Linked DNA regions of Mus musculus: regions 1, 2, 3 and 4 are each linked to region 5. A link is a loop called in an ENCODE intact Hi-C map of the cell type or tissue named here. Cell type or tissue: heart. All regions are shown on one strand. Each heading gives the region's core, and the rest is flanking DNA. Links, peaks and the distances in the headings are about the cores only. Region 1 overlaps Nme7 (NME/NM23 family member 7). Region 2 holds the start of Atp1b1 (ATPase, Na+/K+ transporting, beta 1 polypeptide). Region 3 has its middle 29 kb from the start of 4930568G15Rik. Region 4 holds the start of Gm32652 (a long non-coding RNA gene). Region 5 has its middle 26 kb from the start of Dpt.

Region 1 (6,306 bases), core at 883-4,882, 400 kb after region 5:
AAGGAGGAACCAATAAGAGCTTTACAGATCTACCCAGAATGTAGTGCCCACTCATTAAAACCGATCCAACTGTAACTGTGGGCGTAGAAAACAGTAAGGGTAGACTCCATACCAACAAAGCATGGACAGAACAGGCAGACAGCAGCTAGGACTCCCAGGGAAGAGCAATCAAACACGAATCCTTACCGTGAAGACAGAATAGGTTTAACATAGCAAAGGACATAAGGAATAGCTAGCCTAGCCTGGTTGCAATAAGATAACAGGCTTAAGACTGAAAAGATTAAGAAGAATAGAAAACAATGTACGAGACCAGGGAAAACCAGAAACCTACAAAGCAGGCTCTGCACCACAGGGACCCCCAGCTCCCTGCAGGGGAGGTTCCTCCTCATCTGAGAGGTGAACTCCTTTGGGACTGGAAGAAGAGCAACTCCCAGTTAAAGATGGCGTGCAATCACAAGGATGCTACATATGTGAAAAAAACACCGGTAGAAATTTGTTTCTTTTAGAGCCAAACACCACAAAAAGACTGAAAAGCTAACTCTAAGCCATGTAAACATTTGTCCATATATGGACAAAATAAATATTTTCCCTGATCTAAAATTAGTTCTGTTGTTTGTCACCTTTTCAAGAAACACATTTTAGAAGCTTCTCAAGGCTATCTGGCTTTGCTTATACTTTTTAAAGGACTACACAGTTTTGTCTATTTTAGCTACCCAAAGTCACAGCTAAGGAGACCTGCAAATCTAGACACAATATTTCAAGAACATTGCTTCTTCTGCTGGTTCGAATGGCTCTGGCATAGCTTCAGGAAGACTACATTGCCACGTATACAACAGGCTTCAAAATAGACACATCCTTGGCTATAAATCAAATAATTCTTGCCCTCGCCTGTGCAGTGTGTTCTAAAATTAAATTCTTGCCCTCTCCTGTGCAGTGTGTATTATGTTCACTGGTACAGACCACTTTCCCCCTAGTCCCCAGCATGCTGATAATGAGACAGCTTTGATGCTGAGGCTCCTCAAAGTATGGTGCCAGCTTTCAGTAGTGTGAGCGTGACCTGGAAACTTAACAGAAAAGCAAGGTCTTATGGGATAGATTGGTGCAGGCCTGTGACCTCAGATTCTTGAGAGTCACAAAAAAGAACCACAAAAAAGTCACAGCCTTTCTATGTCCACAACTCAACCTACCCAACCAAGGGAAATCATAAATGTGCAATTAGTTTTGTCTTAATTTCTCCTACTCTTTATTCTTTAATTTGAAAATGATGAAACACATAAAATGAAAATAAAGTTGTATATCATGAAAGTAAATTTTCCCCTACTTTAGAATTTCAGTTCTTAATAAAGGCATTCATTGCTGTGTTCATTTCTCCCATGTTCTTCTAAAATGTTCAACCCATTCACAAGCATACTTGTGTGTGTGTGCACCATACATTTTATGCTTTACTTAATTTCCATATATGAGTTGTTAATAAAAATAAACCTATGGTACAGGGTATGGCATCCATGTGAAGTTTAATAAATAGTTTTGGAGCTAACTACCAGCGACATCCCAAGCCGGAGCTCTTGTTACAGGTCTCCAACAGTTAGCCTCCCCCCTTCGGAGGTGACTGCTTGGCTGTGGAAGGCTCACTCCTGTATGCTTTACCACCTACTCATTGTTATTTTTTATTGATACATAAGGTAAATGAAGACGGGAAAGAACAAGAAGAAAAGACAAGCTAAAGAAAAGGAATGGAGAAGAATGTAAAGAAGGCAAGAGCAAAAGGCAAGAGACTGGAGCAGAGGAAAACAAAAAGATTTCATGGGAAAATGCATAACTAACAGATAAGTATAAGAAGGGAATAAACCAAAAACATATACAAGCCTTTTTAAAAATTGGAAAGAGCCGGGCAGTGGTGGCACACGCCTTTAATCCCAGCACTTGTGAGGCAGAGGCAGGCAGATTTCTGAGTTCGAAGCTAGCCTGGTCTACAGAGTGAGTTCCAGAACAGCCAGGACTACACAGAGAAACCCTGACTCAAAAAAACAAAAACAATAACAAAATCGGAAAGATACAGTCAAAAAACTACTAAAGGTAGATAAGGAGACAAAAAAAAAAAAAAAAGGCTGATAGAAGATTGCTCAATAAAGAAAAAACAAAATTAGACAAGGGCATGGAGATTATGGAGATGACTAAAAAAGATGGATAGAAGACGGTATAAAATATAGTAAATATTAAAATAGTAAAATTAAGTAAAATGTTCCTAAAAGTACAACGGAAAGACCAGAAAGGAGTGCACAGTGTCTTCCTGTGCTTTCTGCTGCTCTGTGCTGAACTGTGCTGGTGACTGTCTGACATCCCCAAAGGCCTTCACTTTGCTAGTTGCTTAGCAGCGGCCTCTGCTGGTCACAGTTAGCTTTTCAGTCCCAGGGTTGGACTGACTGCCCCACCCTTCTGAGTCTACCAATTTGTAGCCCCTGAGGTGACTGTGAGGCAGGGGGTTGCTCCCAAGTATCATAATGTGAGGAATGCAGCCACAGGACTGAGGGCTGCACAAACTCCTGGGCATTAATCATCGTGGAGGACTGTGATGCAGATAACAAGCACACACACACCCCCACTCACACCCGGAGGTTCCCCGAGTTCTTCACCTCTCCATCAGTGAAGCCTACAATAGGCACTTGGCTCCAGAGACTGGTCTAGCCACAGACCTCAGGCTCAGAGTCATTCTCAGTGAATGAAGTCAGCTCCCGGTGCTAGAGGCGAGACTTTCGTTATACATGGCATTGTTTGGATGAGCAGCTTGAGATCTGCATTTCTGGGGCTTGTCAGCAAATCGTAGAATTAGATTGACACTTCTGAAAGCTATAGCTTGTCTTGAGGGCAAGACTCCAGGTAGTGTTCATCAGAGCTTCTTAGTCACACCACTGGTTTCTAACTAGAGCACTCAAAGACAAAGTCCAATGCACGTGTGCTCAGCAAGCCTGTGACTGCAGCGTGCCTTAGGAAGGTAAGTGCTAAAGAAAGTCACAGTCAAGTCCAAAAGTCAATATGGGAGGAACTACACAAACCTCTGAATATCAATGTGGTAGTTTCAAGGAAAATGGCCCCCACAGACTCATAGGGAGGGGCATTATTGGAGGTGTGACCTTGTTGGAGGAAGTGTATCACTGGGAGGTGGGCTTTGAGGTTTCAAAAGCTGAAGCCAGCCTAGTGGCTCACTGTCTCTTCCTGCTGCACTGCAGATCTAGATGTAGAACTCTTGACTACCTCTCTGTCACCATGTCTATATCTGTGCCACCATGTTTCCCCGCCATGATGATAAAAGACTAAACCTCTGTACCGCAAGCCAGCTCCAATGAAAAGTTTTCATTTGTAAGAGTTGCCATGGTCATGGTGTCTCTTCACAGCAATAAAACCCTAAGACAATCAAGAAACAATTCACTAGGGGCCACAAGTGCATCAACTGAGAGAGTGGTTCTGGTACCTTGACTGGGCAGAGTGAAACTTTTATCCTGCTCTCCTGCTCTTTTGTGGTCCCTCACAAAGAGCAGGAGAGCAGGAGAGCTGACCTTAACCCTGCTGGCGGCAGCATTGGGTGGGCTAGCTGGGGCAGTGCTGGAGAGCTTGCTCAGCTCTCTAATATACTTCTAGGCCCAGATCCAGGGGTCTGAGTTGGCCCACCCTAAATTCTACACCATCTGTGAACTGTTGGAGAGCACGAGAGGGCCAGTCCTGCAATTCCAAAGCAGAAGACTTGCCATGACATAGGAGGGCAACAACAGGATAACTGGGACGAGTCCCGGATCCAGTACCAATGGTGTGGCAGAAGCCAGAGGCCTCGGACCAGACCAATGACTCATTGCAGCGAACATTTCCAAGTGAAGATGTGTGGACAGAGGGAAATACTGTGGGACATGCTACAGCTTTGATGATGAGATGTTTTCTACACTTTAATTTTGTCGTCATTGTTGTTTTGTTTCTATTATCTTTTAGGGGTGGGGCTTGCAAGGGTGAAGAGTGAATAAGAAGGGGCAGAGAGATAAGATTCACACACACACACACACACACACAAATCAATTAAAACAAACAAACCAAGCAAACATAGAAGAAGAATCCTGGAGCTGGAGGTAGGACGATGACGCCACTACTGATAGACAGTGCTCTTCCAACTTTGATGAGCCCTACAAGCACTTGAGCTTGTGGACTATGCCTGTTCACAGGCCTTAACCTTGGACTTCTCAGCCAGGTTAGTATCTTCTGAGCTTGTTCAGTAGCTCTAGAGTAGGGCTGAGACATGCATTGGAGGTGTCTGAGCTGTCTCTGTGAACACTCGGTTTGAAAAAAAACTAAACTGAAAACTTCACAGTGGGCAATACCGCCATTTCCCCTGGGAATTTGTCCTACTCAGTATTTTGACTGCAAGTGCATACATCTGTGTACCACATGCATACCTGGTGCCTGTGAAGGGCAGAAGAGGTCACTGGATCCCTTAGAACTAGAGTTGCAGACAGTTGTGAGCCACCATGTGGATGCTGGGAATCAAACCCAGGGCCTCTGTAAAGACAAGTGCCCCTAACCACTAAGCCATCTCCTTAGCCCTTTCATCTCATTTTTTGAGACAGGGTCTCTTATTGAATCTGGAAACTCAAATTGGCTAAGACTAGCCAGCAAACTTGGGGAATTCCTGTCTTTGTCTGTCCCTTACCCCAACACTGGGGTTAGAGATGAACGCTCTGCCATTCTGAATTTTGGTTGTTGTTTTGTATTTTAATGTGGGTGCTGGGGGTCCCAGCTCAGGTCCTCAGAAACAGAAAGACTTTGCTGACTGAGCTGGATCCCCAGGACACTCAATTATTTTTGTTCTGGTAAACATTTGTAAAAGAAACTCCAGTAAGTCCCTTCTCTCACATTTTACTGTGTTTTAAGATTCAAGGGTCACCACTCAGACACTGAGAAGCCATCTGACATATGTGCTTGACTAGTCAGTTGTTCAGCATTTCAGTTCTAGGTATACGAAGAACCTTCTAGAAGAGGATTAACGCCAATGGTTACATAGGTCTCCAACAAAAGAGTCCCATCTCCCTCGCTAGCTTCCCAGGCTAGTCTGTTAATGGGCTGATCATCTAGTAGAGGGAATATCTTCAACCATTTTAGAGCTGATGACACCTAAGGTGCACATGACACAAGACTGAAGGAAAATTGACCTCAAAGACCTTGCAGCAGACATGTTTATCTGGGCACTGCCTGGTTTCCGATCTTCTCCTAGCCCTGAGCACCAGTGCCTGTGTAGCCGCACAATGAGGAACACAGACCTCCCTCCTTCCCACATGGTGCTCTGTTCTGCAGCCTACTTCCTCCCTTCCCTCTCCCAGCGAGGAGCTGGGGCAGGCCCTAGGGAGGTGGGATCCAGGGACCTGCCACATATGACATTTTATTATTTAGTTTATTAAGAAATGATTGTAAAATGGGAAAATAAGAAAGCACTGTCTGCTATCAGAAGACGAAGGAATGGTACATGCCCTGTGGAAGATGAAAGTGCGTAAATTCTGATGTGTAGTTACAACAGGTTCTTATGAGAAAGGAGCAGAACATGTAAAGAACAGGCTTACTGACTGACAAGCCTCCTCATTGACAGACGACATGGGAAACGATGGGAGGCCTTAATGTTTATACAAAATGCTAAAGGATAGTAGTCACCGGAAGTAACTCTGTGTGAGCCGAGAGCCAGCTCTGCATCCTGCTAGCCTGTACATCTGCACATCTTTCATACTCCAAAAAACAAAACAAAACAAAACAAACAAACAAACAAACCCTATGGATCAAAGCCCTTAATGCCTCTTATAAATTCTTCATTTCTAAGCCACTGCCAAGTCTACATCTCTGTCTTGATACTTAGCACACATAGGTGGCCTCTGTGTGTGAATAGGGAGCGAGGTTTTTACTCCAGTTACTTCACCAGAGCTCTCTCTATGGTCCCTGTGGCAGCATGGCTTGTTCGTGGCAAGGAAGGCTGGCAGCAACCTGAGCAAACTGGGACAAAGTGGGTCAGATGACTCTGGTAGACCTGAAATCAGTCCTGGAGGTTTTGGTATAGACTGATGCCATTCCCTCTCACTACCTTAGCATTCTTTAGAGTGCTCTGAACTAGAGGAATTCTAAGTGGAATCTTATTTAAGCATTAGACTCAGTCAGAAGATTTACATTTTAGATCAAATAAAACTATTAAGCAAGATGGTGGACTAAATGCTGACCCGCTGAAGAAGTGCCACATACCTTAAAAGGGAGAAAGAACCTCAGAAATCCATGAAAGGGTGATAGGAC
Region 2 (6,149 bases), core at 2,150-6,149, 310 kb after region 5:
TCTTTCTTTCTTTCTCTCTTTCTTTCTTTCTTTCTTTCTTTCTTTCTTTCTTTCTTTCTTTCTTTCTTTCTTTCTTTCTCAATAGTAAAGAAAGTTCTGATTTAAAACCTGCCACGATGAACTGTTTGCAAACTGTTCTGGGGGTTTGAGGTACACTGGCTATGAGGAATGGTCACCGCATCAGTCTTAAGAGTCCTCTTACTCACTTTTCTTTCTTCCTCAGATGTGTAATCCTCCTGCCTATCTCCAGTCTGGGATTATAGGCAGAAACCATCAAACTCCAGCCAAGTCTCATCCCTTTTGAAGCTACTTACACCCTACTTATTCCTTATGGTTTTTTTTTTCCTGATTCTGCCCACGGGGTTTCCTCCCTCATATATATATGAGGTACACACACACACACACACACACACACACACACACACACACACACCTCCCAGTGGTCTGGTCTGCGGAATCCCCTCCACAATGTAAGTTCTGCCTAGAGACAGTGGCATCAAATCTACAGGTACAGTCTCTTCTAATAGCTTACCAACCACAAACTTGGGTTTTTTCCAAAATAAACGCTGCAGGGGCAAAGCAGAGTGACTTCTTTCTCAACAAGCTGCTCTCACAGTTGTCCTTGACACAGTGGGTCGGCAGCCCCTGTGGACTCCATGAGACTCAGTTGCTATGTCTCCCCTGAATTTTGGGTATTTTAAGGTTTTCTTCAGTCTTGCAAGTGGGATTAATGAGAAAAAGCTCATTTTTGCATCCCTTCGGTTTTGTCCTTGGGCCTGCAAGATTGACCTTGAAAATGGCAGGGTGTCTTGGGAACCCATCTCTGTGTTGGGAAGGTCTTTGATAAGAAGCTAGCTCTTTGCGCGACCGGCCAGGTCGCTCCAGGGACAGGCTTTTCTGCAGCCACTGCAGAAGCCTCGCCATGTTTTCTGCTGTGTCATCACCATAAGAGCTGTGTGGAAAGCTGTTCAGGGGCTCGGTGGATGAAAATAAGGGCGGATTTTCAGCCAACAAGGATGGAAAGAATGGTCATGTCCAACACAGTGCTCTGCGACATCTTGACATGTGAGCTGGGTCTTCCCAAGTGCTCTGTCATTCCAAGAATTCTACAGTATAGGGTAGGGGTGCCCCCAGTGAGACAGAACAGTAAGCCAATGGGAATACCAGCCACAGACCTGGGCCAGGAGAGTCTTAGGTGGCTGGGTCACGTGCATAAATTGTTCCCCGGGGTCTAGACTGGCAGGAGCCACAACCGGTTCCCAGCTACAGCCCAGGGTGGGTTTGGCAATTGTCCGGATTGAGGTGGTTCAGGCCGCCCACAAGCACAGACCAGGAGTCAGGAACCGAGGCTGCCCGCTGGGCTGGCCTGCAGAAGAGGGACGGGCCGGAACTGCAACCGCAGTGGCAGAGAGTGCGAGGGGGCGGCAGGTGCATAAGCAGAGAGGCGGAGCAGAGCTGGGCAGAGTCACTAGCGTCCTGGAGTGACCTTCCCCCACCTGGCCATGGCCTAGGGGAGGTGGACCTGCAGTAAACCCCGACCAGTACGAAGGGGTAAGACCAGTACGAAGGAGTTGAGGTCTCCGAGGTTCCCAGAGAGCGATGCAGGTGCAGGCCACAGCATTGGCGAGCGGGGGCCGGGAGGACGAGGAGGATTGTCCAGGCACAGCTCGGGGCAGAGAGAGGGCCAGCAGAGCTGCGGGAGCAGTACTCACCCGCCCCCAGTCCCTCTCCGCACCCCTGCTGCGGTGCCAGCCCCTTTAGCTTTGCCGGCTCCTTTGTGCGGGGCCCCGCGCCCGCCCCTTCGGGGGCTCAGGCCCCGCCTTCTCGGCGCTGGCGATTGGCTTGCCGTGCCGCCGGTAGGCGGAGCTACGGATGGTGGAGGCGCGGTATATAGTAAAGGTAGGGCGTGCGCCCTCAGCCAATTTCTCGGCTCCTGGCCTGCGCGCCCGTGTGCCGAGCCCGCGCTCCACTCCGCTCGCCCTTCCCGGTGACTTTCCCTCCTTGTCCCTGGTCCATCTCGCCAGAGGTCACAGCAAGCAGAGTGGTGCAGCTACAGCTTGAAGCAGCAGCTGCGGGGTTCGCTGAGCCCCCCGGAAGGCGATCGGAGTGCGGGGAAAGCCCGAGAGCGGCCGCGCGCCCACCTCTAGGTGCGGGGCTCGGAGCCGCCCAGCCCGCGCGCGCCCTCCTCCCTCGTCCCTCCTCCCTCCGCCCCCGCCGCACCTCCCCCTCCTCCCGCTCTGCCTAGGCTGCTCCGCGGCGCGCCTCGCACTCGGAGAGCCGCAGCGGCAGCGGCGCGTCTCGCTTTCGGAGACAGAGCCGGGCCGCGGGGACACCGAGCAGCCGCCGCGAGGACGCCCAGGGCGCGCGCCGCACTCGCCCTCCCTCGGCCTCGGCCGCCACTGCTGAGCAGACACCATGGCCCGCGGAAAAGCCAAGGAGGAAGGCAGCTGGAAGAAATTCATCTGGAACTCGGAGAAGAAGGAGTTTTTGGGCAGGACCGGTGGTAGTTGGTGTAAGTACGCGCTCCGCGGCTCTGCCGTCGGCGCCTTGGCTTTTCTTAGGAGGCGCGTCTGTACGCGAGCACTGCGGACAGTTCGGCGCCCGCGGGGCTGACCAGGGTGTTAGGGAGTGGGTGGTAGGAGCTGCTAGGAGCGTGCGGCCCTGGGCTTGGCATCCAGTGACAAATGTGGGGGGTCCCCAGGATGCGCCTCGGGTGGGGAGCTGGAGCTAGGGTTTTGGGTATGGTAGGGATCTTCGTTTCCTAAGCCTTTCCTCCTGGGAAATTCGGTCAGGTTCCAGGAGCCTATGTATGTACCCTCCCTTTCCATCTCCCAAGACCTTAGAAAAACGAGATTTGGGGCCGTGAGCAGAACTCACGAGCGTACCTGTTCTAATGCAGACGATGCTGCGATAGATAGCATCATTCTTCCAGTCTAGAAATGTATCTAGAATGGATAGGAACGGGGAGAAGAAATGCATCCACACTGCAGTCCTCACACATTGCAGTCATCACAGCCCAGAAATGGCCCAGTGAGCTCCATTCATGGCTCGTTTTTTAAGCCTTGGCTAGACATGGTGTTTTTAAGCTCTTCATGATACAAACGAAGAAACAGGTTATATTAGAGCATTTCATGCAGCCTGTTGCTTCCTTGGCTGGACTCCCCCTCATACCCCATTGAAAATTACATACCGTGTTTGTTTTTTACCTCCTTACACTGGAAAGGTACTAGGTTTTTTTTTTTAAGGTCATTTTGAAGGGCATAGTTGTAGACAAATCCATGAGTCGTGACTGCGGAAGGGAGGGAGGGAACTCCCCTCTGCTGCATCACTGCCCCCCTCCTTCTCCAGTATCACCATCACCACCAGCTCCTCTACCTTCTCTCTCGCCTCCTTCCCCCTCCCACCCCTATAGCAGCAGCATTGCAGGAACTAAGGGAACCCTGAAAACTAACGATGCGATGCTGCGTTCCTGTGTGGGGAGGGTCTATGGAAATAGACTGGAGAATGAGTCAGGGAAAAGAGCGCTTGGCTGACATTTTGAAAAGGAAGAAGCTGGGATGTATGATTTTTTTTCCTCCTAAAGAAAAAAAAAATGCAGTTAGGGAGCCTCTCAAAAATAAAGGGTTAATAATGCATCATTCTTCAAGGTTATGAAGGTGACGCCTCATTCATTCCACGGTATTACCAGGGAGCATAGGCATCCCTGAGCCATGGGAAAATGGAGTCTTAAATGGATGGCTTTTTATTTCGCCTTATATTCCATTTTATTTGTGGAGACTGTCCTTCCATGGGAGTATGCCCGTAGCATACCCGTGTTTCTGTAACGTGGAAGGAGAGACCTGAAGAGATGTGAGGTTTGTAAAGGATGACCAGCCTGGGCTATTTCCTAGCAACTCTTTGTAACTCAGCTAGGAGGCCTAGGAGGTGCACTGCGGAATTGGCCCCTCCTCCCACGTTGGCTAGGGCTGCTTTCCCTGGTGGTCTGGCCCCTGCAGCAGCATCACAGGACCAAGGGGGTGGCACTGACGCCAGGGACCTTGTGAAATTTGCCCTCTAGTGTTTTTCCACTTCTTAAAACATCTTTCTTTTCCTCATTCCAATCTCACACTCCTTCTTTGAATAATATTTGCTTTAGAGGGTAAGGAAGGCAGTATGGAACAGCTTGTTCTTTAAAGCGACATTTAATGGGACAGCCCTTCTGTATCAGACAGGGAGAGAGAATGAGCCTGTGTGGTCTTGAGGGTCACATCCAGCAAGGTAGTGATACCCACGGACTTAGGAAGCAGCTGCCGCAACTCATCTTCCATTTTGTGGGTGCTGAGCTCGAAACCCAGTTTGTGTTTTGTGCAATCCTATCTGTGCCCCTTTCACAATGTAAGAAATGACAGAGAAGTTCCTATGTCATAGAGAGAGAGATGCCCCCTTTCCAGCTCTGGGCCCAACATGGATGCCCTTGGGACCAGGGCACGATGCCCTTGGCTCCGTTTTGCTTATAGGTAGATTTTTCACCAAGATGGACGGCAGGAGGCTCGAGCCTGTCACCTGCTGGAGAGATCACAACTTACAAAAATCACTTTGTGCTTTCTACCTTTTCATTAAGTTTATCCATGTGTTGGTAGGTTTTTATATTTGCCATTGGTTTTCCAGGTCACTTTTTAAAACCCTATTTTTGGCATCTTAAAGAATATATATATATATATTTATTTCGCCTTATATTCCATTTATATATATATATATATATATAGGCAAAATTCCTCGTGCTCCTTGTTCTTTAATTATAGAAGGAAAAGAAAATTTGTTTTAAAGAATACAAAATGCCTTCAAAGCCGATAACCCAGCCTCCAACATCATGTCACCCAGCTGGTTGGTGGCACTAACCTAGTCTTTGTATGTGTTTCTCCGTGCCACTGGTAGCCTTGGTCTTGGGGAGAACATTGCCCGAGCTCACTAGATATGCGTGCTGCGCTCTGTCTAACCAAATGACTTTACTGCAGTGACAGGTTTACCAAGTCCTGTGCGGCAGCAACACAATCCCTCACCCAGCTTTGGTATTCTGTGCTCAGAGTGGAAAGGGTGTATATGTTCTTGAGCTTAATCATTGCGCTTGTAAAATGACTAATTTTTCCATCAATTTGTCTTTTAAACAGTAGCCTCAGTCCTGTGCCTTCTTAGGAGTCCAGGATATGAGCAGAAGGGTTGTAGTTGTTGAGGCAAATGTGGCTGAGAGCACCCAGGGTGGCACTGGAAGGGCAACAGGACAGGACAGCAGCCGAGAAGCCAGGCTCTCCAGGGGCTCTCTCGCTCACCGACTGGGTTATACCAACTCTGTACCTCTTCGCCGGAAAAAATTTTCCAGATCCCTTGACGTCACAGGCTTGCCATTAGCCTACCGCTGCCTGGATACCAAACGCAGCACTTAACCCTTGCCCTGCCAGGAGGAAGGGACAGAATGGGGGCTGTGGTTCTAGAAGATGCAGCCTCCTCTCTTCTCATCTTTGCTTTCATCTTTATGTAGGGGAGACAAGGGATGAGGTTCAGCGTTTTGTGTGGGATTTTATGTGTGTTCTGGTTCGTTTCAATAGCTCCAGAACACTGCTGTCTTGAAGTATGGATTCCTGAGGGGAAAGTTGGTGTTTTTCCATGTATGGAGAAGGCTGTGTGGCTCATTTCCACAGCTTGTGTGCCCACTCCACTCCTGGCCCCCTACCAGCATGTACACATACGCCTTTTCAATAGTCCCTTCACCCTGTAGCGTTTTTTCAGAAACCCTTTAGGAGGAACCTGTGCGCCCCCCCCCCCCCCCCCCCCCCGCAATCATGTTTCTGATAACCTTACAGATCTATTGCTTCCACTTTTCCCTTCTAGATGTGTTGTTTGACTGGCTCAGGACAGCCAGGCAATGCCTAGTGCCTAGTACAGCCTGTTACTAGGCTGCTAATCAGGGAGCTAATCCTTGTATACCAGTAACTGATAGCCTTATTCCAGTCTACCGGCTTCACGGTGGTTCAGGGTGTTTTTTGCTTGCTTGCTTGCTTGCTTGCTTTTTTATTTTTAAAGTTTATTTGTAGCTATTTCAGCCTGCCTTCTGTTAACTTCTTCTTGTTTCTTCTTCTGTGAAGAAAAGAAAAATGTAGCTTACACAAGCAGTC
Region 3 (6,306 bases), core at 1,414-5,413, 350 kb before region 5:
AAAGACGGAGATTTGGGCCAGTATTCATGTTGAACAATCCCATGAGCAAGAACGCAATGAGACAATTTTCTTGAAATGCCTTTAATGAGCATGGCCCATTTCCTTAGCTATTCAGTATCTCTCCTGTAGAAAGAAATCAAGCTTTTTGTATCCCAGATGTCTTATCAGCATGCGCTATACACAGCAACTTGTGATACCTGGGGTCTATGGATCCAGCTGGGAAAGCATTTCCTGGAACAAGAACACTTTCGTTAGAGAACCGGGCACTCTTCTCGGGTTATTGTCTGCTAATGAGCTTCCAGGCAACAGACAATTATTTTAGCCTTGGTGCCATGGGATTTTGGGATCGTCCTAGATTTTCTCAACAGCTTAAGGAGAAATGTCAAATGCTGGGTGTTGGGCTTAGGAATCAGTTGCTTAATTTGATGTGGGTTTTCTATGGGTGGGGTTTTCTATTAGCATGGGGGGGGTGGTCAGTTTAAGATGTAACACTCTTAGAGTCCCAGGATAGATACCTGCCAGGCTTATCTGCTCCCAGGCTGGATCTATGGAGGCAAATGAGGACCTGAGCCAAGGGAAGAACTTAGTAATTGAGTCCAGAGGCAGTATGGGATGTCTGTGGGGCAATTTCTGGGCTTGCAGCTGGATAACAAAGAGAAAGATATTCGTGAGGCTAGGGTGATGGATAATTTGAAGATCATCTCAACCATTTCGTACCTTTAATTCCCATGTCTGCGAGAAGGGCAGGCTTGAGTTACCTTTAATGTAATCTTAAATGGTCAGTGGCATCATACCTGGCTATCATTCCCTTTGGGAATACTACTAGTTGACTATGGTAATACATACCCGCGCAAAAGTGAAACCTGGGGTTCAGTAGGTTGGCTGACTCCAGGCTTCTCAGTTCCTACAGAAGCAAACTGAAGCCTCCTGTGAATAGGAATAAGTAAGACTTTAAGTCGCTTGTGGATGGTGGGATGGCTCAGTGGGTAAATGCAAGTCTGAAGAGCTCAATTCCCAGAGCCCTCCCAAAAATGGGAGGAAGGAACTGACTTCACAGATTAGCCCTCTGATTCTCATACTCACTGTGGTACATCACACACACACACACACACACACACACACACACAATCACACAAACAAATTATACACATACCACATATAGCATACCACACACACACATCACCCCTACACATATCACACTCATCACACACATTACACACACATCACACAGACACACATCACCCCCCCACATATCATACACACGTCACAAATAACACATTATATACACGTACATACACACACACCAATAAATAAAAAGGCTAAAAAAAGCCCCCCCCCACTTCTAAGTTGGCTTTTTCCACTTTAATCAGTCAAATGTGTTTTTTTCTGTCTTGTGTCTGTGCCCTGCCTGTCGAGGCCAGCTGCCAAGACTGTGGCAGCAGAGCGCTCTAGACTTCTGATAGTCAGTACAGCCGCTCTCACGAAGCCTTCCTTAGCTAAATAAAATTAGGTAAGTTTGTTTTATCTTGAGTTTTTCTTCTAATTGCTTCAGAGTTATTCCTATCCAGGGCTGGGGACATAGCTCAGTTGGTAGGGTGCTTGCCTAGCGCACCCTGGCTTCTCTCTCCAGCCATTACAGAAACCCTTCAGTAGGGGCACATGTTTGTGGAGGGAGGAGGATCAGAAGTTCAAGGTTACCTTTGGCTACCTAGTGAGTTCAAAGTTAGCTTGGGTTACCCTGTCTCAAGCAAAGCCAAAGCAATTATTGCACGATAACCTTCTACATGGTGAGCACATGTCTTCAGTTTCCCACGAGTCTTCATTCTTCTTTGCTGGGTGTCGTAGTTAGCTCTGCCATTTCGACAACCTATAATCAACTGGGAAGAGTATGTCAACGGGAGGTTATTTACCATGGCTTGGCCAGTGGTGTATCTGTGAGGGACCTGTCTTATGTAACTTAATTGATGTGGAACTCTCAGCTCACTGTGGGCGGCACCATGTCTTAGGCAGGAGCCCTAAACTGTTTCCGAGTGGAGCTCTTGGGGCTGGGAAGATTGCCCAGTGGTTAACAACAAAGGAGTGGAGTTTAGATCCCAGCATCCATACCAGGTTGGCTCACACCTGCCTGCAACTCCAGCTACCCGGGGTACAGTGGCCTCCGGGAGCCTTTGTTCTCCAGGGAACATACTCTCCTGCCAAATACACATACCCAAGCCAACCTTGACCGAAGAGTGGCTAAATCATGCTGCGCCTAGCGAGGGATCATGCACACATTTCTTTTTCTCAGTTGTTGGTTGTGACTGTGATGTGACTGGGAGTTTGAACAGAAAGAAACCCTTTCCCAGCTGAACTGCTCTCTGTCAGTCTGCTTTTGTCACAGCACCAGAAATGAAGCCAGGGCATTCAGCGTCCTCAGAGTCTCTCCTGTGACACAATTTCCAGGGTTCCAGTCAACGTGGGTCCTCCCTTTTCTCTGTGCTGGTCCAGGGCTGAGTGTTGCTTGCAGACATGTTTCTTCTGTGGTTGTACTCAGTAGAACATCTACCACCATCTACAAATCTGTGAAGTCAGTTCCTTCCTCCCATTTTTAGGAGGGTTCTGGGAATTGAACTCAGATCATCAGACTTGCATTTACCCACTGAGCCATCCCACCATCCACATCTATCTCCTCCAGACACTAAGCTTTGATATTTTTGGGTGCCATTTAAGTGGACACCTCACATCCCCTCTCTGTGTGTGGTCAACCTAAACAAGACTTTCTCCAGGACTTGACTCTTAGATTCCCTGGGATAAATCTGTGGAAAAAATTTTTGAATGAAATTCTACCACATGGTACTTTATTAAACTGTAACAGCATATACCACAGCGAATATGAGAAGCCCAACTCAGTATCTTCTTACACATTAACAGAAGCACAGGCCACAGGGAAGTTCCAAGAGCAGTCCGGGCCAAAAATTACTTTCTCAAAAAAGGGAATCGGTTTATTCATTAACTCCCGGTTCGTGGTAAACCAAATTGATCCAACGTCCTGCCCCCTATCCTTCTGAGGAATGGAAGTTCATAGCTTGGTTATTAAAAGTCTGGGGGAGGTCTTGTGCGAATGTCCCTAAGCTGGGGCTCTGTGTCACAGAGGACAGCCAGTAATCCTCGGACTAATTTTCAGCGAAATCATCATCATCGTCATCGTCATCGTCATCACCATCACCAATTTCTTATTCGTGTTTGCTTTTAGGTGGTTGAGGGGGTTCTCTCCAGGCCCTCGACGGGGAAAAGTCGGGCACGGAGTCTTCGCGGTGTGCATGTCAGGGCTCGAGTGGAGACCTCTTTCTCTCCCTCTACAGCTTAGGTTTTGGAGCCGTTTGCTTTCCGCGGGAGACTGTAGGGCCTGAGAAAAAGCACACTATCTGTTCCGTGCCTCTTCCTCCCCGACGTAGTGGTCAGGGAGGGCGCCCTGTGAGGAAGCGGGTACTAGGTTTACGTGATCTAGGTAGGATCCTCTAAGATCTGCTGAACCTGGCCTGCCCTGGTGATGGGTAGCTGGGAAGGCATTAGACCCAGCTGTAAATGTGTAATTCTCACCCTTGAACCAGAGCCAACCATGTTCCTCAGAACTCTGCACAAAATCATCTATGCCCACCGCATTGCCCGCTAAGCTACCGCAGTTGCAGCCTCTAAACCGATACACACTCGCCGCCACGAGGGGGCAGCAAAAGCCCGGCTCGCCAACATCCCGCATTGCGTAAAGGCCTCCTGCTGCAGAACTTAAAAAAAAAAAAAAAAAAAAAAAAAAAAAAAAAGATAGAAAGAAAAGTGATGCAGCATAATTTTCCTTTTTAGAGAAATCACCATCCATATAAGGCTCGCAGCTTTAAGGTTGTGGAGTTAACTGGTACAGCCTGGATGAGAACTGTGTTCTGGTTTAGGTTAGGTTAAAAACAAAACAAACAAACAAACAAACAAAAAAAAAACCAAAAAACCAATAAACAGATCCCCAAAGCAAACCACCACTTCTGTATGAAGCATCTTTGGGGAGACTGTTAATTCAGTAATGGACCAGGTGCTTTACTGCTGACAATTCAGTATAGGAAAGACATGCCAGAAGCCCAGGGTGTGGCTTTCAGAGCCCCTCTCTGCCTTCTTGGCAGGGAAGAACATGAAGACTCGGCTTTGGAATTTGGAATTTGGGAGTTCTTGCCGAGACTAAGTGAATCCCAGGCAGGTGTCAGGACGAGGGGGTGGAGCAGTATTCTAATCCAGGATGAGAGGTTCTGGGGCCCCTCTGCTCCTTGGGGAGGTGGTGGGTTGAACGGATGCAAACGCCATACATAATAGCCCTGTTGCACGGCTGCCTCCCAGAGGGAGAAGAAAGGATTGGGACACAGGAAGTACAAGTCTGCTAAGGCTCTGGAAATCTGGGGTCGGCGTCCAGAGACAAAGCGGCACAGACCACCAAGTCCTTAGAAGTTGGGAGCTCCACCCTATTCATTCCCATCCCATATCATCCTTACCTCCCCCCCTCGCCCCGCCCCCACCATCCCTGCTTCCTCCCTGTATAAGCTGCTATTCCAGCAAGATTAAAAAACAAACACAAACCAAAACCCTGGTGTCAAAGTCTTTTAAGAAGCCAGGCCATGCCGGTTAAAGCTGTCACCTCACAGAAGTGTTCTTGCTGAAGACCAGTGCTTCAGCTTGCTTGATGGCTGGCTTAGTCACAGGATTCAGAGGCTCCAAGGAACCAACACAAAAGGCCTTTTGCCATGGACAGGAAGCAGGGCAGCTGCTGGCAGATGCTTCTTCTCTCTCCCATTCTCCCTCTCCTAAGGGCAGGAAAGTGCTGGAGCCCCGTTTTTCCCTCTGTATGGCTCTGTGTGGACAGCTTTCGGGGTGTCCTTGTGAAGTGGGGTGACAGTATCTGTGTTCTGAGTCCTCCCGTCTCCCTTACCTTCTCCGCATCCAGGCTGTTGGGATGAGAGAATTTAGCTTCTCGTTCTGGGTCAGCACAGCCCCCAGCCCATGCAAATCTATCTCAGACTCCTCTCTCTGGTGCAGACATCGCAGGAAGCGCCCGCTGCTTCTTCCATGATGCTTAGGGTGAGGGTGGGGTGGCGTGAGAGACTTCAAGAAGTCAAGAAAGACACACTGCCCGGGAGCAGCAGGAAGGCTTTCTGGTTAGGAAGGCTGCGAGTTTCTTGGATGGCTTACATTGTTGCAATTTAATCCAATTAGGCGCTGGGTGTACACTTGTCAAGAAAGACAAAGCCTTGGCAAGATAAGTCAAGGTGAAAGCCTGACTTAATGGTTTCCTAGGTGGTTAATTGGCCGACTCGTGCCCCCACTGCCTCCTGTCTCCTAAAGTTTTGCTTCTCCCTTCTGTATATCAAACTCAGTGTATCTGTAGAAAAGTGGATTTATTCCTGATTAAATTCTAATTAAGGAACAAATGCTCTTCAAATTCCAAGGACATCATTAAAGTGGCCAAAGAGTAGTTTTGAGGACAAGTCCTGGCTGTAGGCTTTAGTCATGAGCTCTAAGCAGCCAGCCCCAAGTGGCCAATTGTAATCGTTAAGCTCTTCTTCCATATCAGATTTTCCCTCCTGCTTGACCTCATGGTAATCCAGTGTGGGAGAGGAATGTCACCATCATCTTGGGAGATGAAGAGACCAAATTTGAAGCCAGCCCTGCCATGTTGAGTGGGCAAACTGGCACGGTTTTGAAGTTGGCTGAGTTTTCGCCTTCTTGTTTGTTCAATGATACTCATATTCCAAGGTTGTCGTGAGATGAGGGGTTGCGACCCTGGGCCACTGTCTGACACTGTATGTGGTTGTCTCACCAGACAGCAGTGAATCTGAGCTCCTGTCTTATATCAAGACAACTGTGAGGATGTTTTATGTCACTGAGATCCTTGAGGAAAGCCATTGCACTCTCCTCTCCGGAGCTAGCCAGGACCGGGACAGAAGACGACTGTGTCCTCAGGCACCCAGACTAGGCACAGTGTGCAGCACTCAGGAGACAGAGCAGGAGGAGCATCACAAGCTGGAGGCCATGTTCATAAACCCAGAAAGTTCCAGGCCTGCCCGCCTGGTAAGACTGTGTATCAACAAAGAAACAATTCACTGAAAAAATGTATCCCAAAGGACTTTCCTCTTTTACCTTCACAAATAGGATAACTTGTCTTCCTGTAAAAAAAAATGTTCCTTTTGAAGTGGAAAAGGAAATACCACAGAATTAAAAGGAATTTAATACACTTAAAAATTTGCTTTCAGGGACCCTGATATAGCTGTCTCTTGTGAGGCTATGCCGGTGCCT
Region 4 (6,306 bases), core at 1,018-5,017, 130 kb before region 5:
TGGAAAGTAGATTAGAAGGATCTGGGCTTACAGGCAGGAGGGACTAGGTGGTTTAAATGCAATGAGTTGGTAGTTGCTGCTTGGGATGATAGTGAAAAAGTTAAGGGAAAAGATTGTGGTGGCATTTGCATAATATTTGAATATAATTAATGACACTAATTTATACAGTAATTATAAATTTGTTATGCACATACATATATAACCACAAAAATTATGTACCTTGACATTTAAAATATTCATTTATGTTTATATGCGGGTGAGTTATATGTGCTTGTGTGTACATGTGTGAAAGCCTGTGAGAACACCTGTGGAGGTCAGAAGGCAGCACCGGGTAGCCTCCTCTATCACCCTCTGTCTATCTTTGAGGTAAGTTCTCTTGAAAACGGAGAACTCTGGTTTTCCCAGCTAGAGTGGAAGCCATCTGGAGCCAGGAATTCTCCTGTCTCTGCTCCAACTCCCTTCAAAGCTGGGGTTGCAGGCTTGTTTGAGCTGTCTGAGTTTTAGCATAGGCACTAGGATTTGAACTCTGGTCCTTACACATCTGTAGCAAGTACAAGTTTTCTTAACCACTGAGCGGTCTCTCTATTCTCCATTGAGCTTTCACATGTAAATTGGATTGTGCTGAGCAAATTACAATAAATCCTGAATTGTGACACTATCTCATTTAATCCTAGCAGCCTCTTGAACTAGACAGAATACTTAGTCTGTCTAGTTCCACACAGCCCATCCAATCTTGTTCTGACGCTGATGAACCTGTTTAGAGAGTTCACACCCTAAATTGAAGAGCCAGACTACAAATCCCTTACATTCCATATTCAACCTTTGAATGCTGATTGTTTTAGAGATTCAAGGCCCTGAAAAGTCTACCAAGGCCAACTGATCTCTACAGGTGCCCTGCTGTATGTAACTTTAGGGCATCTGGTTATGAATGGCCACTACCTCACCTCTTATTATGGTACTTGTCAGTCTGGCTGAACATTGTGTAAGGTATGAACTCAATGCACAGAAGAGCAGGGAAAGACTTAATAACAGGCCATAAGATTTCTTATTTAAGAAGATATACAAAAAGAAAAGTGCTCAGAACAGCCAAGGATTTATCTACAGTAGATCGATAACTCCCAAACAGGGACAAAATAGCCAAGATATCCAGGATATCTAGGAAAACAAGGGCTTAAAGACAACCTGGGGATTGTTGGTGATGGTCTATGGCACCGCACATTATTGGAAGTCAATTTTATTTCTTTGCTACAATAAGTAGCAAAGAAGGGATGGAAAACATTCCTCACATTTATAGATCACTTGAGAAGGTTAAGAGCTTGACTAAGGTCCCCAGACAGAAGGACCAGCCTGAAAATAGGACTCAGGTGTCTGACTGTAGGCCAGGGCTCGTTCCATGATGGTGCATCTGGCACTTCTAAGAGACGGCATCTGACGATGCCCAGTAAATGCCACACAGAGGATGGTTGTTGCTATTCTAGGTCCCAGGTGGGGGTAGCGGCAGCCAGGGGCATGTGTGGGGATGCCATCCTGGATTTGGCGTTCTTTTTTATGCCTGTGCCACTCCAACTGGCATAAGCAGGGCATAGCTGAAGATTAAATGTCCTGAACATTATTAGTCCGTTAGATGTCTTGACACCTACTTCTAGAATCCTGCCCTGTTTACTGCTCTCTTTAAGTCCTGCTGGTCAGGTTTCTGAAAGGCTTGCTGGGCATTATCTTTTGTCTTAGCTGTAATTCCTCAGAGAGAAAATACTCTCATATATTTTGGGAAAGAAAAGAAAACCTTTTTTCAATCCAGAGCTCAGGTTTCCAAGAAAAGAAAAAAAAATCCCTTTAGCATCCTATCCCTGACTTGGGTGACCAGCTTGTCTAAGTCTGCCCATGACATTCCAGGCTGAAGGTTCCATGTCCTCCCCTTAATCCAGGGTACACTGGGCAGCCCTGATTTTCTGTATCAGGTCCAAGTTCTCCCTATTTGACCCTGCTGGCGTAGAAAGCTCGGTGATAGCAAACAGCAGTCCTAGTTCTTAGCAGAGGCCTATGGCAATTACAAGTTTTAATCAGTTAATGGTTTATTTACCTATGTTGTCTCTCTCTCTCTCTCTCTCTCTCTCTCTGTGTGTGTGTGTGTGTGTGTGTGTGTGTGTGTGTGTGTGACAGTACAGATGTTGAAGTCAGGGGACAAACTGTGGGAGTCAGTTCTCTCTATGTGGGTCCCAGGAATAGAACTCAGGTCATCAAGCTTTGTGGCAAGCATGTTCACCGTAGAGTAATCTCAGCATTTTTATGCTACTCCCTGCCTAGGCATGATAGTATTGATCAGAGTGAGTTCTTTCCTTCTCCGTAGAGGGGAGGAGTCACACATCTGTGGTTTGATTTACATCTTTTGCTCTGAAGGGCAAGGATGGAGGTGAGAGGCAGAGGATCTTAGGGCCCGAGCTTTTTGGAGTGAGACTCCAAGTTTCTCAGGGGCGGAAGAAAGCAGCTGAGACTGGCTGGAGAAGAGAGAAAATGCATAGTGCCACTTATTTTTGTCAGCGTGAAATTGGGACTGGCCTATTGCCCCCAGAGGAAAACTCTCCGTGTTTCCACTGAACATTCTAGAAAAGCCAGGAGAGAAGGATAGAAAAATTACCTACAAGGTCAGTCAGTAAGTGAAGTGAAGCAATTAAGAGGATCCAGCACAAACCAGTTCGCCCTTTATTTTTCTTGGCAAACTGACTTTGACGCCCTTGGCTGGCTTTAACCCTGCCCATCGCAGCCGGTTAGAGGAAACTGTATTACCAGAGGTCAAAGTCACATACCTTGCCAAGTGTGGCTGTTTTTTTGTTTTTTTTGTTTTTGTTTGTTGTTGTTGTTGTTGTTGTTTTTGTTTTAAAAGAAGAAGAGTTCGCTGTCCATGGTGAGATGTTTTCTGTCCTATCTGGGGGCATTTCCCGGCTCCGGTTTCGCCACTAAGGGTATGACCATTTGACAGTTCCTGGGGGTTGGGGGGTGAGGAGCAATCTAGTAGCGGTTTGGCTTTTACTGTCTCTCAGGGAGTTTGCATCCAGATCCCAGAGAAGGTGAGCTCACTGCTGTGAGTGCCAGGCTTATGTAAACTGCGGCTCAGAGGCTGCGCAGAGCTGCGGGGGTGGCAGCGGCGGCGGCGGCGGCGCAGTGCAGAGCTCCCACCCAGCACAAGGAGCTGCAGGCGCTGCTGCAATGCTGCAGTGCAGAGTCTGGGGGAGCCTGCTGCAGGCGTCCACCAGGACAGTGATGGAGCCCAGAGCCCTAATCCCGCAGTGCCGAGGCATGGGAATGGGGGGTGGGGTAGGTGGGCGACTGCCTTATTGGGGTTTGCTTGACAATGAGTCGGGTGTACAGGATGCGAGATGATTGAGGACTCGCTGAGTTCATTCTGCAGGAGGAACTGGGCTAGGTCCTTCTGGGCGCGCTGCTGCCCTCTAGGGTTTTGAGTATAGCGACAAGAAATAGGACAAGTCCGGATAATAAAGCTTCAGTTGAACAGGGCACCTGAAGCCCTTGAGGGGGAACTGCTTGCGTTTTTCTGTAAATTCGCACACCTATTACCTCTTCCCCTGATTCTGCTTTTCTGTTGGAGAGGATCAATGTGTGGATTATTTCATCTGTTCTCCGCAAATCTGATGATGTTCTCAGTAGGGCAAAGGCTATCTATCCATACACCTCAGTATTTATCCAAATCAATATAGTTACGTTTTCTCTCTCTCTCTCTCTCTCTCTCTCTCTCTCTCTCTCTCTCTCTCTCTCTCTCTCTCATAGCCCTGGCCTCCTTGGTATTGGGCAAGGGGCTTGATTTACCACCCACTGCCTAGCCTGCCAAATGACCTTTATCTTTTTCTGGCACTTTCTTTTAAGAAAATGGAGCTGAAGTCGCTATAGCAAATAGCTACTCATATAGCAGCTGCCAATAGTAAGTGGAAATTCTATGCTGAAACACAATTTTCAACAAGGTAAAATCATGACTCACATACAAATACAACATGACTACATGACAGAGATTTTACATAACCCATTAAATAATTAGAGAATAAGTAGGAGGCCAAATGAGTTCAAATTCAAAGCAGAATTATGAGATTGCACACACACACACACACACACACACACACACACACTACTCTATAGTGGAATAAAACACAATGTTTGAGATTGCATTTTTTTATTTTCACAAGGTAAAAATCAAATCTGTACCAGACAAAGAGACAGACAAACACCATTTGTTTTGTCATTATTTTATTTTTATTTTTTTAAAGACAGGATTTCTCTGTAGCTCTGGCTGTCTTAGAACTCATGCTGGCTTCGGACTCAGAGATGCACTGACTTGCCTCTGATTCCTGACTGCCTTAGACCCCTGAGTCATCCTAACGTATCTAACATATTCAGTCTCCATCATGAAGATACTGAGCTGTACTCATGCCAATGTATTCTCTCCATCTTGTATTTATATTCACATCTTCTGTCTCTGTCATGGATCGGCAGAAAATTGTGACTTTGCATTCTGCTTTGACCATAGTTATGACTGCTGAGAATTAGACCAATTAAGACCCTTAGGGATGGGTTTTCTCCTAGCTTTAAGAAAAACCAAGCCATAGCCAACCGAGAGTGTCACTTACAGACTCATGGGCATGATAGCATTGTGAGCAAACTTCCTTGTTTTGAGATAAGGCAGGCTAGTATCTCAGTCACCACTGGGAAGGCTGGAGGGGAGGGGTGGGAGAGGGCAGGCTGGAGGGGAGGGGTGGGGGAGGGCAGGCGGGCTCCTGGGTTCCAGCACTGGGAGGTGTGATGAGACATAAAAGAAAACACAGTGGGATAAATCAGATATGATTTATGCATGGACAGGCAAGGAGATCTCTTTTCCCTGCTTGGGTCACACAATTAAATCTAATTAATGGAAACTGGTCATAGAGGGAGTTCAGAGCCTATTTTCGGTTGTCATTATCCTAACACAGCAATCAAAATGCAGATGAGCTATCTCTGTCTCACCCCAGGAGAGAAGCAGGCTTCTTGCTAATGAAGGGAAAATTGTAAATGAATGCTTATCAGGCCTTCCCTGTCCACGGTGGCTTCTTGGGGGTGGCAGTACTGGTAGAGAGGGCTGACAGACATTTTGCGTTCTGAAAGGGAACCTTCTTCCAAGAGAGTTCTAATGCTGCCCTAATGCTGTCTTCTCATGCTGCTGGGAGAGAGGCAGGGGGCAGAGGACACTTTCTCTAGCCGTTGGCCCTAACTTGGGCAAAGATAAAGAGCTAAGTGGCTTTTTTCAGAGTGGACGGCGGGAGGGGCAAGGGGGTAGGGTGGGGGAAGGAGTTGTGTTCTTGAACCAGAAAGTGCGCTTCGGGGCATACAGTTTGGCAGCCCTAGCGATCCATTCTCATTCTGACCTTCAGCCTCAATAATTAGAGCCATCTTATCTAACTAAACAAGAAAGATCTGGGGCAGTGTGGGATGGAATTAGAAATAACTCACTAGGAGATCCAAAGTCACCCCCAATGGGGACAGCACTGAGCTGTAGCCCAGTGGAGAAGGCTAACTTGCTGGAGGCAGACAAAGGCATCCTGAGCTGCGTGCTTGTTTGTAGACAGAAAAATGGCTCCCAACAAACACTCTGACAAACAAATCATGCCTGGATGAAACTGACGCGCACCCCTTCCCAGCAGGGGTGATAAATTAACCACAGCTGGGAGTGGCTGTGGGTTTACCGCTCAGCCTCCATCCAGTCTGTCCTGGGAGTCTCCCTCACCCCTTCTTGCCAACACTGCTACTATATTTAGCTTGTCCAGCATGTGCGCTGTCTATATTTAGTGCCTAAAAGTCAGAGTTCAGTGCACAATTCACCAAGCCATCAGTCATCTTCCATTCCATTCACACATGCAGAAAAATCCTTCCAAGAGACAATCTTGCTCTCCACTACAGGGTGGAGGGTGAAGGCCGTTGGAAGCCATTCTAAGAATGAAGGATTGAACCCATATGCCAGAGGGGGTTTCCTGCTGTCTCTGGCATGCTGTGCGTGCCTGAGAGTGCCAGACCCTGAGTGGAGAGCCAGGGCATGGGTGTGGCTCCAGAGGGCAGAGGGAGGATCGAAAGCAGGAGGACGGAAGCTCGGGAGTGAACAGCAGATTCTACCGTGCTCATTTGGTCCCCACTGATATTGCAGAAAACTGGTCATTGCTCATTACACCTTCTATGGGAGGCGGTGTGTGGAGGCCCACATTTTCCTACACCTCTGGAAAAGCTCAGGAGAAAGCTTACTGAGTCTATGAAAGAGTTAATGTAATAGCACAT
Region 5 (6,306 bases), core at 1,086-5,085:
ATGATGTTTATAACAACATTTTATTGTTTTATAAAAACATCTTCATGCATCATCTTGTTCATTTTGACAGCAAGCATCTGAAGGTGTTATTCCACATCCATTTGTTAGATACACATACATACATTGTGCTATAGAGGTTTGGGTAACTTGTCCATGGTCAACCAGCTAATTTGTGGTGTACCTAGGACTTATTCTTCATAGAAGCACACAAAATTTGGGACTTCAGGTGAGACACACCATTGTCAAGAGGACACTGAATGCTTCTGTAGAGAGTAGAGTACAATCCAGTCTTTAAAAAAAATCTTTGGCTGAGGGCCCTTTACTTTCTGGGGACTCAGACGCTGTGGAGGAAGAGGTAGTCTGGCCCTGTAAACCAGAGCGGCTGCACGGTGCCTCAGCTCCTCCTTGCAATCCCCCTCCCTACTTGCTGCCAATCTGCGCTCTTGCACCATGGCCTCAGGCTCTGCCAGTTTCCACTCTCATTGATGCTAAAGATAAGCTCGAGTCTCAAGTAGCAGGATTGCAAGAAGTATTAGAGTTACAGCAACAGTGCACTCGCCTGTCCACAGAGCTCCAAAATTCCTTAAAAGAGACCTTGACAACTTTGCTTGGTCTCCTGCTTTCCTTCCCTTCCTCCCATTTCCTTCCAGGTTTGTGGTCCCCCTCGCACCCACGAATAACTGAATCCCAAGGGACGGGATAACTGTGGGAGAAAATGAGAAGGGGGCATATTTAACAAGGACAAGAGCAGGAGCAGAGGTGCCCAGAGGATGAGCAGAGTGAAGCTTCTCCTGTTGAGGAAAACAATTTTTACTATGAGAATAAAGATCTGTTTTGTGTTCCCAGCTCCACCATAGATTCATTCAGAATACTGGGCAATTCCCCAGACCTCTTAGAGCTGCTTTCTCCTGCAGAATGCAGGGTAGTGATACATGTGCAATTTCAAAGTGGTGCAACAGAGATGTGCTATAGAAATAGGCTTAAAATTGTATATGACTTTACAAATATCAATCCTTGTAATACTAATTTTAGATAAGATTCATTTGAGGCTCTGAGTATTGAAGCATAGGGCCACAGCCACACAGAAAGGCCTGGCAAGAGCACTGATATCAGTACCAAGGCCTTCAATGAAAAGCCAACATTTCAGGACATATGGCCTTAGTGTGCTGAAAGAAAACCATTTCTGAGCGTCTCTGATCATGAACATGTATTCCTTTCTGCCTTCATGTAAAACCTTGCCATGCAAACATATCTATTTGCACATGTGTTGATGTGAGCAAAGTATGTGGCTCTATGTGGTTTGTTAAGTTCAAAATTCACATTTTAGAAAATTAATCTCTGATTCAACAGTATAAAAGGGCAGAACTTTAAAGGTGACTAGGTCAGGAGGGCTCTGTCCCCACTAGTGGATTAATGTCATTGCCATAGAAGTTAGTCATCACATCCAGAGAATGGGTTGTTGGTAAAAGAACTCCCTTTCCTTCTGCCTTGCCTCCCCTCCCCTCCCTTCATCTCCCCTCCCCTCCCCTCCCTTCATCTCCCCTCCCCTCCCCTTCCTTCCTTCCCTCCTTTCTTCCTCTTTGTACATGATACTGTCTACTATTTATGATACAGCAAGTATGCCTTCTGAAGTCTTCACCTTTCCAGTCTCCAGAACCATGAGCAATAAACATCTGTTCACTATACATTAGCCAAAGTGTGATACTCTTATACCTGAACAAACCTAAGACATAGAAAGACGGCTCAGGACCCATCACTTAACACCACACCACAGGGACTGACTGAAGATACCTTCTCAGTAGAATCTTTGACTAGACTTAGAGGTGGTAAGAAAGACTTAAAACTCATACCATGCGGGGGCAGTCAACCCTACCTGGGAAATGGCACAGAAAATAGCCATTATATGAACAGAGAGAAATGCCTGGCTTTAGGTGAAATTGGAAAAATAGGTTTCATTGCCTTTCAGAGTCTCTTAGCACTCATTCAAGTTAACTTAAACTCTGTGGTTTCTTGGTCTTAAAGTTGTCCCTCCCCTAGAGTCTCTGATATCCAGTCTTCTCCCCTAAAATCCCACTGTGCCTTTACATGTGTCAGGACAAGGAAGGAAATTTGTAATGACTGGATCTTCTATTTGCCGAGTACAGTTTTACTTTCTTTAGTTTTAGTGACTTAAAACTTGCGAACTTAGAAAATATGCGCTTTACTTTTTCAAGGTCACGGGGCTCTGGGTAACCCTGAGATTGGCTTTCAGATCACATCTGCATAATTAGAGCCAATTCATGGTGCTTTGGTTCTGAGGATAACTCAGTTTTCCATCTGTCTCATAAACAACATCTGTTACCATAGCAGACACTTTTAACACCAACATCAGGATGGTGTGAGATTCTGAGTTGTATCTGTCTCTGCTGTGTCCTAATAGAAACCCATTGGGCAAGGCAGGTTCTTTCTCTAACACTGTGTATTGTTAAGTGGGAAAGATAATAGCTATATGAGCAGTTTTGTTGAAACTATGGCATGAGTTTTTTAACAATAAGCAGGTTATCATATGATAGAATCTTAAAGGGGGTTCGTTTAAAGAACCTCTAAGAGTAATCTCCTATTCTAAGCATGCAGGGAAAGGCCTCCAGATCAGTTTTACCATTTGATGTAGGTATTTTCAGTGTTTTTCCACACTGACAGGGGAGTACACTGTAGCCTTTTCCTAAACACAGCACTCATGAGGAAAACTCTACCCAACACATCTTCATATCCAATTTGGAGGTTGTGCAAAGTCTAAAACACAAATCCATAATCTCTCTCCTCTGATGTTCTATCATGAGTGATGCTGGACCTCCTGCCGTTGAAACATTCCTAAACATTTGAGCATCTCGGAGTAAGGGCAGGTGTTAAGGGATGCACGCCACTCTCAGAAGCTCTGATGGCTCAGCTTCTCCCCCTCTTCAACTCTCAATGGCTCCAACAGGCAGCAGTACAGCCTCTGGGTCCTCCTTAAAGTTTGGGACTCTTCAACTGTGGAATCCAAATGACTCTTCTGGATGCTCTCCCAGAGCAAAGCGCTGGCTTCGAGTTATCTGGCCAACAGCCATCATGAAGACATTTGCTACTGCCAGCATGTTGACGAGAACATGGAAAATACGACTCAGGCAGGAACACACGCAGGCGTTTCTAGGCTACCTTGGCCAGGGAACCCTTGTCATTAGCTTCATGGGAAAGAGAAACCATCCGCTCCACTCCCCACTTGGCTAGTTATCAACACTGCAAAATTTAAAAGAGTTCCACAGGATTAAAGGGGAAGAGCCAGGAGAAACAGTCCATAAATTTAACAGCAGGCCCTTAGTTTGCATTTTCTATTCTGCAGGGTTCCTGCACTTCGACATGCTTAGGAGAAAGCTGCAGAAACCAAGTGTGCCTTCTTAGACTGTTCAATAGAGTGTGCCTTAGATTTTTGTTTTGAGCATTTTGGGTTTGGGAGAAGATTGGGTTTATCATCCTCTTATGTCGACTCATGGTACTCTCTCATGTTTGGTCCCATTGTTACCTCTTCTTACTTTGTTTTACAATTTCCCTTGGCCTGGCATCTTCCGTTACTACTCTTTATGGTTTGGTGTGCACTAAAGATGTTCACTATTGTCACTTTGTGTGTGTGTGTCTGTGAAGAATGAGCAGTGGTAGTTTGCATACATCTGCACTTTTGGCTTCCATGCTGTGTCTCTTATGTCCATGCCCAGCACAGTGTCTGATGGGTGCTCACTACCTTCTTCCTGGCAGTTTAACTTTTCACCTGCTAATGACAACTTTTTGCTTGCAAACAGTGTTGCTGCCCTTTTTTTTCTACATGCAATCTTGCTGGCCTATATGAGAACTCCCAGGAAAAAGACTCTACTGTAGGCAGCCCAGACACTAAGGCTAACCCCTGCCTGACTTCTTTTCAGAAACACTGGGCCAATTCCTATTAGCAATACAATGTGGGCTCCTGTTCCTTCAACTTATTTATAACTTGGAGCCCTGTAACTTTTTAAAAATTTGCCAGTTAAGTATATGAAATGCTGTATCACTGCCAGCTTAATTGCTGTGCTTGTAATTATTGATGGGGCTGAGTCTAACGAGTTCTTCAGTTTTCTTCCTTTCTGAATTATCTTTGTATATCCTTTATACATCTTCCTATTTTCCCCCCAATGATCTGTGGGCATTTCTTTATAACACCATTGATTTTCAACTTTTTTATTTTTATCATTTCCTCTGAGTATAGTACACATATGCTAAGACTATCGTGCCCATTCTAAATAGAAATTGTGGCAGCAGTTCTCAACCTGTGGGTCGTGACCCCTATGGCAAATCTTTGTCTCCAAAAATATATACATTGTGATTCATAACAGAAGCCAAATTACAGTTATGAAGCAGCAACAAAACTAATGTTATGGCTGGAAGTCACCACAACATGAGGAACTGTATTAAAGGGTCACAGCATTAGGAAGGTTGAGAACCATTGGTTTACAGAGTCATATCCTTAAGTTTGTGCTTGTAGCATCTTATTTAAAAATCCTTCTCCTTCCAAAGGCCACATTTCCTTCTTACTTGCTTGCAGTTGTACTTTTACATCAGAACTTTAAACTATCTAAAGTCTACATAGCATGAAATAAGAATCTAGAATATCTATTTTCAATATAATAATTCAGCTTAAAATGTCTATTTTCATTATAAATCAGAGTTCATAAAGCCAGCACTTAAACAGCTTCTCTGTTTCCTTCTTCTTGTTTACTTTTCTTGCAAGACACTCATTTTAATCTGGTCTACATGTGATGCACCTGCTGTTGTACTCATTCCTATCGCTTTCTGGTTGCTACAGGGAGCTTTTCCTTTTGCATTTTGTGTGTCTGCATGTGAGTGTGTGAGTGTGCGTGTGTGTGTGTGTGTGTGTGTGCGTGTGTGTGTGCATGTGCATGTATCTGTCTTCATGTGAGTGTGTGAGTGTGCGTGTGTGTGTGTGTCTGCATGTATCTGTCTTCATGTGAGTGTGTGAGTGTGCGTGCGTGTGTGTGTGTGTGTGCGCGCGCGCGCATGCCCATTTATGTGAATATGTGTGAGTGTGTATATGAGTCTGTGAGTGTGGTGTGTGAGTGTGTGTGTGTCTGCATGTATCTGTCTTCATGTGAGTGTGTGAGTGTGCGTGTGTGCATGCCCATTTATGTGAATATGTGTGAGTGTGTATATGAGTCTGTGAGTGTGGTGTGTGAGTGTGTGTGTATGTGTGATTGACTTAACTATTTGTGAGTCATAACTCTGTGAGGTCCATTGTGGAATCAAACTTGCCAAGCTTCTCAAAAGTTTCTGCTGAAATTTGCATGGAATAAAATAAACACATGATTAGCTTCAGGAAGAACTAACCAATTTATAGTAAGTAATTCCATTCACCGTCAAATCTTCTCCTGTGCCTTATAACAGCAGAGTTCTAACTCTAACCCATAATATCCTATGCACTCCCTGTATATTCACTGTTTTCTGTTCTTGGGAATTTTAGAAATTCTTCATGTTATGAATGCATTGCTTTTTTGTTATCACTTCTTATTGATAGTATATTTGGCAACCTTGCTGAATTTCTCAGCTAGTTTTGCTAGGCTGTTATTCTGTGGCGGTTTCAATGAACACCCAACTCTGTTTATTAGATGGTCCACTAAAGCCATGCTCATCCCCACCCCATGTTTTCACCCGGAATTTTCCTAGATCCTAGATTACACATTGCCTTTTGAACATCAAATATTATATCTGTCCTTCTTAGTTTAATATCTGAGGAGTGGTCCAGCTGAGGACATTAATAGCCTATGGTGCTAGGTGCAAAGCCACAACCTGGTATTTTTCATGTTCATTTCCTGATAAAAATCTTGGCTGCATTTTATGGATGTACAATATCAGTTGGTAGCTTTTTTAAGATTAAAAATCAAGTACTTTACCTTTAATAATTTGAGAAATATTTGGTCTAGATGACATCACACATCTCTTTTCTGTAAAGACCACACACACACACACACACACACACACACACACACACACACACACATCTCTTAAATGCTTAAAGATACAAATTGGGCATAACAGAAGTCTGGAAGCACTATGTGTTTGAATGTCCAGATGTCTGAATTGTTTTAATTACATGTTTTATTTTCCAGATACTCCCATTGGATGAGATTCATCCTGAAAACAAAGAAACGCCTCAGAACAGCTCCTTAGGATGCTTTCTTTAGTCCCTGTCTGCTACTTTAGACATCAGCATCCCATAGATCTAAATAGCAAGCATCTTCTGCTGGCCTT

What was found. A loop is a pair of places that touch in the nucleus more often than their neighbours do. Peaks named below come from ENCODE experiments on the same cell type or tissue, not always from the same donor. Only the 100,000 strongest peaks of a DNase experiment are listed, where the experiment ranks them.
Region 1: it touches region 5 in a loop (3-fold over the local background); 4 of 42 quality-filtered maps call a loop at or near these places.
Region 2: a loop joins it to region 5, with 2.8 times the contacts of the local background. A loop is called at or near these places in 11 of 42 quality-filtered maps.
Region 3: a loop joins it to region 5, with 3 times the contacts of the local background. A loop is called at or near these places in 9 of 42 quality-filtered maps.
Region 4: a loop joins it to region 5, with 8 times the contacts of the local background. A loop is called at or near these places in 13 of 42 quality-filtered maps.

Annotation. Positions count from the first base shown.
Region 1 is chr1:164,362,989-164,369,294 of GRCm38, reverse strand. All of the region lies in intron 9 of Nme7 (NME/NM23 family member 7), which reads right to left. Among named protein-coding and RNA genes, the nearest start is that of Gm39690, 52 kb to the left of the region's middle. In heart, for the core only: a CTCF peak has its summit at 2,383 (motif pointing left); a DNase peak (open chromatin) is centred at 2,404.
Region 2 is chr1:164,454,124-164,460,272 of GRCm38, reverse strand. It overlaps Atp1b1 (ATPase, Na+/K+ transporting, beta 1 polypeptide), which reads left to right and starts at 1,918. Exons shown (of 6, transcript NM_009721.6): 1 at 1,918-2,512. The coding sequence starts at 2,416. It overlaps Gm32391 (predicted gene, 32391), which reads right to left and starts at 1,750. Exons shown (of 4, transcript NR_168343.1): 1 at 533-1,750. In heart, for the core only: a CTCF peak has its summit at 4,543; DNase peaks (open chromatin) are centred at 2,252 and 5,352; H3K4me3 peaks cover 3,940 bases; H3K27ac peaks cover 3,820 bases.
Region 3 is chr1:165,117,939-165,124,244 of GRCm38, reverse strand. No RefSeq gene overlaps it. Among named protein-coding and RNA genes, the nearest start is that of 4930568G15Rik, 29 kb to the right of the region's middle. In heart, for the core only: CTCF peaks have their summits at 1,643 and 3,697 (motif pointing right); DNase peaks (open chromatin) are centred at 3,694 and 4,294; H3K4me3 peaks cover 737 bases; H3K27ac peaks cover 1,875 bases.
Region 4 is chr1:164,896,053-164,902,358 of GRCm38, reverse strand. It overlaps Gm32652 (a long non-coding RNA gene), which reads left to right and starts at 2,703. Exons shown (of 5, transcript XR_865700.2): 1 at 2,703-2,960. In heart, for the core only: a CTCF peak has its summit at 3,440; DNase peaks (open chromatin) are centred at 1,968, 2,728 and 3,258; H3K4me3 peaks cover 1,144 bases; H3K27ac peaks cover 3,189 bases.
Region 5 is chr1:164,767,603-164,773,908 of GRCm38, reverse strand. No RefSeq gene overlaps it. Among named protein-coding and RNA genes, the nearest start is that of Dpt, 26 kb to the left of the region's middle. In heart, for the core only: no CTCF peak of the experiment used is centred there; a DNase peak (open chromatin) is centred at 3,108.